Regions from separate parts of the Mus musculus genome. Here region 1 is linked to region 2. The links are chromatin contacts, found by POLR2A ChIA-PET in ENCODE. All regions are on one chromosome and are shown on one strand. Each heading gives the region's core, a stretch centred on a gene start or an enhancer-like site at or near the end of the contact. The rest is flanking DNA. Distances are from core to core; before and after follow the strand shown. Region 1 holds the start of Vdac1 (voltage-dependent anion channel 1). Region 2 holds the start of Skp1 (S-phase kinase-associated protein 1).

Region 1 (4,364 bases), core at 1,315-3,814, 130 kb before region 2:
TCAGAAAGGGAAGAAGCTACAGGCCCCACAGCTTTGGCCAGAATCCCATCTACCCATATCACTCTCTAGCTTTAAGCCCAGAAACACCAGTTGGACAAGTTCCCCCAGGACTTGGGAAGTTGTAGAATGCTAAAGGAGCTGTTTCTCATCTCTCATGACTACTGCTGTAGGTGAGTATGTACGATTACAGCTCTTATGACATCTATGACTCGGCTAGGACAGGATAGCTTCTAGAAGTGAGTGAGCTGTCTAGGTCATCTAATGGCTGTTTTAAGATTCCACGATTGAATGTGCACCTACCATGCCTGGGTAGTTAAGAGTGGTATGAAAGAAAAAAAAATGGAGAGAGAGCTCAGGGGTTACAAGTGCTTACTGCTGTGGCTGGAGAGATGGCTCAATGGTTAAGAGCACTGACTGCTCTTCTGAAGGTCCTGAATTCAAATCCCAGCAACCACATGGTGGCTCATAGCCATCCATAATGAGATCTGACGCCCTCTTCTGGAGTGTCTGAAGACAGCTACAGTGTACTTACATAAAATAATAAATAAATCTTAAAAAAAAAAAAAAAAAAAAAAAGAGTGCTTACTGCTGACAGCCAGGGCTATACAGAGAAGCCCTGTCTCAAAAAAACAAAACAAAACAAAAACAAAACAAACAAAAAAGTGCTTACTGCTTTTGCAGAAGACCCAGGTTCGATTCCCAGACCCACATGAGGCATCTCACACCTGCATGTATGTACATAAACTCACATAGGCACAAGCATGCACACATTAAATAGACATTTTTTAAAAATGAATTTACCCCACAGACCTTTCTTAACCACCTAATGTGTGCCAAGTGGTCCCACCCAAGTCCCTGAAGACAAGCCTGAGTTTGGCCCTTCAGTTTTGTCAGTCCCGAGAAAAGCAGGCAGGCCCTCCGCAGTTATGCCTGGCTTGCTAGTAAACAAGCCGGAGTTAAGCCCCTCACCCATATCTCTGGTCAAGGAAAGAGAAGTTTTGGACAGCACACACCTGAGCTAAGCCCACACTCTTCCTGCATTCTGGGTCTGCAGTCAGATTTAGTGCTCCAGCCTGACAGCTGTCAATCTGCAAACTGACAGTGTCTCGTGAATTATTCTCCAATGACTCAATACCTGGTGCTGCACAAATGCTTGCTTCTGACATTAGTAATAATGGCATTAAAATAATACGCCTGTATATTCATGGAGTCCCTTCCTGTACACCATGTGGAATAAAAAATAAAATAAAATAAAAGTCTGTGGAGGATGAGTTCAACCCTCCCCAAAAGCTCCTAGGTCTCCTAGGCAAATGTCAAGGTTTCTAAGGTGTCCTTGTGCATGCCCCAAGGCTTCGTGTTAATCGGATCATTTTATTCTTTCCCCCAAACTCAGTGAAGTGTATATAATTGCTCCTATTTCGCAGATGAGAAGATTGAAGTTTTAAATCTTCCTACCAGTGTGACCTTGGACAAACCGTGTAGAGTTGCGGGCCTCCAATCTGATGTCAGGCCCTGAAAACAGTTTCCAGAATGCACAGTTGCATTTGGCGACACAGAACACGGACTCCGTCCCCGAGGCCAAGGAGGCCAAGCGTATGGCTCCCTATGGGGTCTCGCTCTCAGTCCAGGCCCAGGTCCCTGTTCCTGCGGCCTAAGTCCACTCAGGGCAGCCCGTTCCGCCCGGGAAGACACTGGCATGCGCGGGAGGGACCCGGCGCCACCTACTCCGGGCGTGGGCCGGCTAGGGCGTGTAGGGGCTGGGGGATCCAGGGCATGGCCGTGCCTGGAGTTCGTCCTCTCGGCGGAGGAAGCTGGGTCTGCACAGGCCCTTGGAGCTGGTGGGGAAGGGCTTGGGCCGTGGGAGGGTCTCTACCAGATCCACACCGACGGGATCTAGAGCCAGAGGGCGCCGCCGGGAAGGTCACCTAGACCCGCGGCCCGCCGGGCCTCCACGCGGCCGCCCTTGCCCTTCCGCTCCTCGCATGTTCGAACCGCCCCTGGCTTCCAAATGCAGGTGCTCTGAACGCTCGAGCTAGAATCTGGGAGATCCGCTCTGCGCCCGCCCTCCAGGCCTCCTCTACAAGCCCGCTGCCCCTCCAGGCCCGCAATGATCGTCCCTGGTTCACCCTTCCCGGGGCCAAGCGCTTAGGCCCAGCGCCCTCGCCCGAACCTCCCTCGATCGCCTCCCTGGAGACTTCCCAGGAGCGCGACCCGAGGCCCTGGGGACTCAGGCATAGCCCAGGCCCTCTCCGCTGCGCCTACCTCGGAGGCGGTGACGGCGGGAGCAGCGGCAGCTACGGCGGGGGTTGCGGCGAGGAGGCTGGGAGCGCAGCGAACGGGCCGAGGGCGGAGCGGCGCAGATCGCGGCGGCGCGGACACGCCCCAGCTCTGCGCGCCGGACCCCGAAGCTCCGCCCTCGGCTCCACCCCGGACAGCGCCCAGACCAGTCTCGGGGTCTTCTTCCCACTCGCGAGCCGCGCTCTCGCCCTCTGCGGCTCTGTGATCATGTGTGGCCGCGCGTAAAGGCCTGCGTGCACTCTGGCACGGGGCGATAGGGAGGCGTGGGTCTGACGTGCGTGAGGTGTGTGCGTGCGCGGGGACACGCGGGTCACTGTTGCAGCCTCCAGGCTGCTGGAAGCATTTGGGAAGAGGGGGAGGGGAGCTTCCGGCACACAGAGCGGTGGCCTAGGGACCTCAGCGGATAGTGTCGCCGGAGTCGCCGAGGCTGCAAGTCACTCGGAGGCCCAGTGGGGACACTGGGCTCTGGAAGTGGCGCTGTATAGGTCAGAGCGGCTACTGTCCCCTCTGCTCCAACCTTGATTTCCGGAGCCTGCGACACGCCCGCGTGCGTCAGCGAGTCAGTTGCAAATTAAACTCTCCCGAGAGCCGGCTCCGCACTGTAAAGTTGCGTGCAATCTTCCCTAGTGTCAAAGCCTCTTTCCGCCATTTCCCAAGCATTTAAGAAATTAAAAAAGACAAAGTGGGTTTGTGAGACTGCGGAGTCTCGCTACGTGAGGTCACGCGGGTTCTGGATGTCTGCTTTCCTGCAGTGTAGAGAGGGCGGACACTTTTTCCCAGCCTGGTCTCAGCACGTGGCCTCCTGCCCTGTTGAGCGTGCCACACCAAGACTAACCAAATCAGGTTTGGAGAGTTTGTGAAATCACATGTGAGTGAAGACTTCACACCCTTTGCCTTCTACTAACAGACGTCCGAGGAGAATTCAGGCATTTGGGGTCCAGTAGAGGAGACGCCAGGTGGTTGCTCACAACCTGCTGTAGCTGAACAAGACAGCTGGGCATCCGCAGCCACTCTAGATTGAAAATGCTGTTCCGTGGGCTAAAGGAAGGGAACCAAGAGAGAGAGAGGCCGAGGAGAGGGAATGTAAGGGGGCCTAAGCCCATATCTAGTTAAGACTATGAGGGAAAGCCCTTCGAAATAGAATGTGGGCAAACAGATAGCTCCGTGGTACAGGGCTTGCTTTGCATTAGAAAGAACCTGTTCCCAAGTCTGCAGCTCTATCTACCCGGCAACAAACACCCAGCCCATTCCCGGAGTTAAAGCCAGGCAGGGAAAGCTGCTGAGTCACAGGGGCGTACAGGGAGGCAGAGTCGGAAGGACAAGACCTGGGGACACAAGATTTGTCTCCAAGAATCTTAACACTTGACCCAGAGCCCTGATGCCCAGGGCTGTGTGTCGTGGGTGGGCAGAAAGTCTGGCTTCTCGGAACTTCGCCCTGAGAGTCTTTCTTGGTTTTTTTTTTTGTTTTGTTTTATTTTTTGGGTTTTTTTTTTGTTTTTGTTTTTTGTTTGTTTGTTTGTTTGTTTTTTCCCGAGACAGGGTTTCTCTGTATAGCCTTGGCTGTCCTGGAACTAACACTGTAGACCAGGCCGGCCTCGAACTCAGAAATCCGCCTGCCTCTGCCTCCCAAGTGCTGGGATTAAAGGCGGTGTGCGCCACCTCCGTTCAGCGCCCTGGGAGTCTTGGTTTTAATTTAAAATGAATGGAGATGCAGAGGACTGGTAAGGCACTTACCTAAAACTCAGCGAGTGGCTTGTGTCACTTTTGCTGGGGAGACAGACAGCTATTTGCGGTAGAGAAGGCACAGATGACAGATTAAAGAATTCCACCCAAAGTCTACGTCGGCAAACCAGGGAAAGTGTTTAATTTATTTACAAGGTAACTCAAGGTAACTAAAAAGATCACCCCAAAGGCCCCCAACTAACAAACCTGCATGCATCCCTGGACCAATGCATGACTTATCAGCAGCTCAAGAGTTCCCTCTCCAGCAACTGTTGACTAGAGGGACCTCGTGAGTCCGATAGCTGGACTTCCCAAGCCATGTATGTTTTGGGTTTTGTTTGTTT
Region 2 (4,706 bases), core at 1,214-3,713:
CAAGGACTAAGTAACATAATGAGGTCAAGCCAGCTTTGGTGGAACTCAGTAAGAGTCTGCTTAAAATGAAATACAAAAGAGGCTGGAGATATAGCTCCTTAGTATAATGCCTAACACGTATAAAGCTCTATTTCAATCTGCAACACCGCCCTCTCCCCCTCTCCCCAAAAGGTGAGCCAAGCAAGTACATCCCATAATCCCAACAGTTTGCCAAATAGAAGGATCAGGAGTTTATGACCATCTTCTTGACACATAGGAAAATAAATTTAAGGTTAGCCTGGTTTTCTTGGCCCCGTCTCAAAAACTAAACTCAACAAATCCCCCCAAAAACAAAAATCCAAAACCTTATCAACTGAGATATAAAATGAGTCATCAGGGAAAAAAAAAAAGCCAAATAAAAACAAATCAGTATTAATACTAAAAGCTCTAAGCCAGCAATTTCTTATCATCAGATTTCCCCCTCATCCCTTCAAAAGAGGATTAATTCAAGACCTCTTTAAAATTCACAAGCAACTTTTTTTCTGATAGTTTTTGTTTTGTTTTTTGAGATAGGGTTCCTCTGTATTACCCTGGCTGTCCTGGAACTTAAGACTAGTCTTGAACTCAGCCATAAACCTGCCGCTGCCTCCAGTGCTGGGACTAAAGGTGGGCACCAAAATCCCTACCTCACATGCAACTAGGCAGGTCTGTGCTTCTAAGGAAGATACAAGCCTTCAATGTTACTCTAAAGGTACTTCTTAAGCATTTCTGGATCTGAGTTGTATTACTAACGCGATTTTTCACAAAAGTACAGGGTTTAGCATTTAAAATAACTACTACACCTATTTTAGGGTCAAACACTTAAGACTCAGCACATCTCCTAAAATATTCATTCAGCTTTCTGAGACACTTGTCCCCAATTCCTCAAGTAAACAAGCTTCAAGAAAGGGGGTTGGGAGAGGTAAAGCTTGTTTTACAATCATCCATTGAAATACCCAGCTCCCACTCATCCATGGTTGAAGAGACTCAAGAGTTCACTTTTCAACTAACAAACATGTCTGCAGAACAGAGAAGTCAGAGCAGCAGACCCTCCCTATGATAAGGCAACAATAAAAGTTAAAATAGGCCAGTTTTTAATAGCAAGACACTGTGTTCTTTTTATGATCTCTAGTACTACAATGAGCATTCCAGAACAAGTCTATGTAGTTGATAAAATTATTTTAAAAGACCACCCCGTATTTCCTTGAAATAATTCACAATAAATAAAGATGTGCTTAGTCATAGTCAAATTTAGGTATTAGGTTACTTGCAAGGGAGCCAGGATCTTATTAAATGACAGGGAGGCAATCGGTTAATCTGTAATTCAACGCACTCTGTAATCCTAGACTTCACTTTTGTTGTTGTGTTGGAATTAAGTGCAAAATTTTTAAGTAATAATGTATGAGGTTTCGATTTGATATGCTTTCAAAAAACCCTTCTTCAGTTCTCTAAGCTCCTAGACTTGGAAATTAATCATCCAAGTCTAGCATGAGAATTCTAGTATACCAGACTTTAAAAACAAACCTGTTTTAAGTGACTCGAAATTCTGACACTTGTTACTACACTGCAGGACGGAAGAGACTGCATTGTTCTATGCCACAATACAGTCTACTGTAACATTCTGCTGAAAAACTGAGTCTCCAAACCTGAGGACTCCGTGAAAAAGTGAACCAGAAGGCAGGTTTTAGCACTATCCCTTAAAAAACCCAAACACCTCAGGTTTTAGCGTCAAATGCCACACACCTCAGACGACAGTGTCTATTACAGTAACAAGTTCAGAGACTGCAGAACGTGACAAAACGCAAAGAAACATTGGGAGTCTGTTACCTGCATATTCGGTGGTTAAAAAGGTGAGACCAATAAGGAGCTAATTGACGCCAGATACAGGAGAAAAGGGAGGGAGCCAAGAATCAAATGGCAACGACAGCCACCACCTGGAACGGCCCAGGACCCCTACTCAAAGCCTCGCTGCCCACCCGGCCTGGAGCGCGGAGCAGCAAGCCTGTCGCTAAGGCAGGCCCGGTACGAAGCCTGGGCCTTCCAGTCGCGTTTGGGGCCGACTGACGTCGCCTGCAAAGCGGCAGGCCTGCCACAGGGCTCGACTCTCTTCCCTGAGCGAGCGCCGAAAGGATGGGAGACCCTTGAAGGCCTGACTCGGCCTCCTCGTGCCTCCCGCGGTCCGGGGGTCTGCAACGGGCCGCACGGCGCCTCAGGATACGAGGCCAGGTCGCCTCGCCGCCTCGTGCACTCCACAGCCAACGCGAGGCTCCCACCCAGCCCCTCCCTCGAGGAACGTGTCCGGCTCGCGGGTTGCTACTCACGGTGCTCCGTCTCAAGACCGCAGGCCCGAGGCTGCCGGACAGAGTTCACAACCACAACGAAGTATCGAGAACAAGGCCACTCGAGCGGCGCCGCGCGGCGTCGCCTTTTATAGCAGCGGGACGCAGGCGCCGAGGACCCCGAGCCCGTGACGTCACACAGCCGGCCGGGCTGGCCGTTGAGATCGCCTGACGGCAGTCGAAACACAGGCGGCAGACCCTGAGCGCCGCAGAGGTCTCCTGGAGAGGTGCTGAGCGGCGGCGGGTGGAGGGGTGGCTGGGCAAGAGAGGGACGTCCTCCTTACTCCGCTGGCCTAAACAGCGCCATGCTCTCCTTCAAAGCGGACTCCGGCACCGGCTGGGAAACCATCTCGACCCGAAGGGTCTTTCAGGCATGGGCTGTCTTAAACGGCTTGAAAGACCCCAGTCCTGGAAAAGCCTGGAAACAACAAACCGCAAAACCGGTTGTGGGTGTGTGTTTTCCTTAAAGGAGTCGCCTCAGCCTGACCACCGTTACTCTCCTAATAACCTAAGGAAATAGAATTGAGTTTGCTGACCAGGGGTTCAGGAGTTGAACCTTCTCTACTGATACTGAATTAAATATATATATATATATACATGTATGCCATGTTGAGACAAAGGTGTTTCTTTAACCTAGGCGGCTTAGAATTCTTAAATACTCCTGACATGGTACACCTGCTTATTTGATTTTTAAAGTTTTATTTTCTTTGCATTTTAAGACGGGACCCTGTTTGGCACAGAGTAGCTGTAAATTCAGTATGTTGACCAGGTTGGTCTAAAATTCATGATCTCCTTCCACCTGCGCTGGGGTCACAGGCATTTTCACCACATATATACTTGCCTGAAACTCTTGTTGTTTTGTTTTGAGACAGGGTCTTACTATATAAGGCTTGGAGCTCGCTATTTAAACTCAGATCTGTCTGCCTCCCAATAGCCAGCTTGGAGATTCGAGGCTAGGACCACCCTGTTGGCTAATCTTCACCTTTATTTCCTACCTTTGAACTTTGAAGAGGCTTCCAGGCCCCCAAATAGCCATTGTTGGAGTGAAGCGCCAAGCCTGGAGAGAGTCAATGTGAATGTAGCATGGAGGTTACATTCTTTGGGTAACCATGCTCTAGGCCAATCTGTGAGGCCAGTGCTGGGGATCCATCCAGCAATGAACGGGGACAGTCAGGCTCAACCTGAACAGGCTATGCTGTACAGGCGGCTCAAAGAAGGCTGTGATAAGGTCGCTAGAATGAAACAGCTTTGAAGTAAAGGGAGAGGCCTGAAAGCACCCATCTGGCCTCAGCCCAGCCAGGAAGAGGGCAATTGCCTGCCCTGCCCTGCCCTGCCCTGCTGTGTCTAGGGAGCATCACTAGCCCCACCAAGGCGCCAGGCTCACCTAACCAGTGAGCACATGATTGGTATTCCTGGCACCACGAAGACAAAAGACTTTTCCACACAGGGCCTCCTAAAGAAACCAGAGACTACAGCTTCTCTAGGACAAGACTGGGCAGAGAGACCAAGCAATGGGTTGAATTACCAGGTCTTTGTCTGCTGGTATCCAATGTCTGCCAGGTGCCAGAGTCGATGACAGAAGATGAAAGACCCACAGTTCTCAGGCTTTTTATCTGCAGCGCTGCCTGCCCTTCACAGCTCCGGCTTCGGGCCTCCTAGGGAAGGCCCACTAGAGAGCCTTTTCCTCCACGTGCCATAAACTCGGTGGGCTCCTTAAACAGTCCTGGGTCATACAGCGAGCCTAAGAAGCCAGCACACTGCATGGCACAAAGTATATGGTTTTCCCCAGAGGTCTGAGAGCCTCCAGTAACGGAATTAACAAATGCTTAGAGCAGAAAATGGAGATTTGGGTGCTGGAACAAAGCTTAGCGTGCCCAGGCCCCTGAGTTCAATCCTTGCCATGCTCAGACTATTTAAGGTGCACGATAGTTCACAAAAGATGCACAAGAAATCCTTTGCCTAAAGAAATGGAACTAGCAGCTGGGGCAAACGTAGGGTGATTGATATATATATATATATTCCCACCATTTGGATATGGGTTCATAAGCGTGTATTATATATCAATTTTCTACCTGTAATGGATTGGATGCAGGACTACAACTCTTTTGCAAGTCTATTTATTTTCTGGGTCTGGGGATGTAGTTCAGTTGGCAGTGTGTATGCCTAGCATATGTGAGGCCATGGGTTTGATTTCCAACACCCCCACAAACTGCATGATGGCACAGGTCTGTAACTCCAGCACTCAGGAGACAGAAGCAGGAGAATCCGAAGTTCAAGGGCATCCTCTACACATAGTGAGTTCAAGAATAGCCTGGTCTACATAATTTTGGGTCAGCTAAGGCTATAAAG

Evidence for each region. ChIA-PET counts read pairs that join two places held with the same protein, here RNA polymerase II (POLR2A).
Region 1: POLR2A ChIA-PET joins it to region 2 with 23 read pairs in embryonic stem cell. The contact joins the promoter of Vdac1 here to the promoter of Skp1 in region 2. POLR2A ChIA-PET finds 5 or more read pairs at or near these places in 4 of 5 experiments (Patski and embryonic stem cell).

The regions. Positions count from the first base shown.
Region 1 is chr11:52,359,051-52,363,414 of GRCm38, reverse strand. It overlaps Vdac1 (voltage-dependent anion channel 1), which reads right to left and starts at 2,564. Exons shown (of 9, transcript NM_011694.6): 1 at 2,263-2,564.
Region 2 is chr11:52,229,752-52,234,457 of GRCm38, reverse strand. Skp1 (S-phase kinase-associated protein 1) reads right to left here and starts at 2,463. Exons shown (of 6, transcript NM_011543.4): 1 at 2,340-2,463.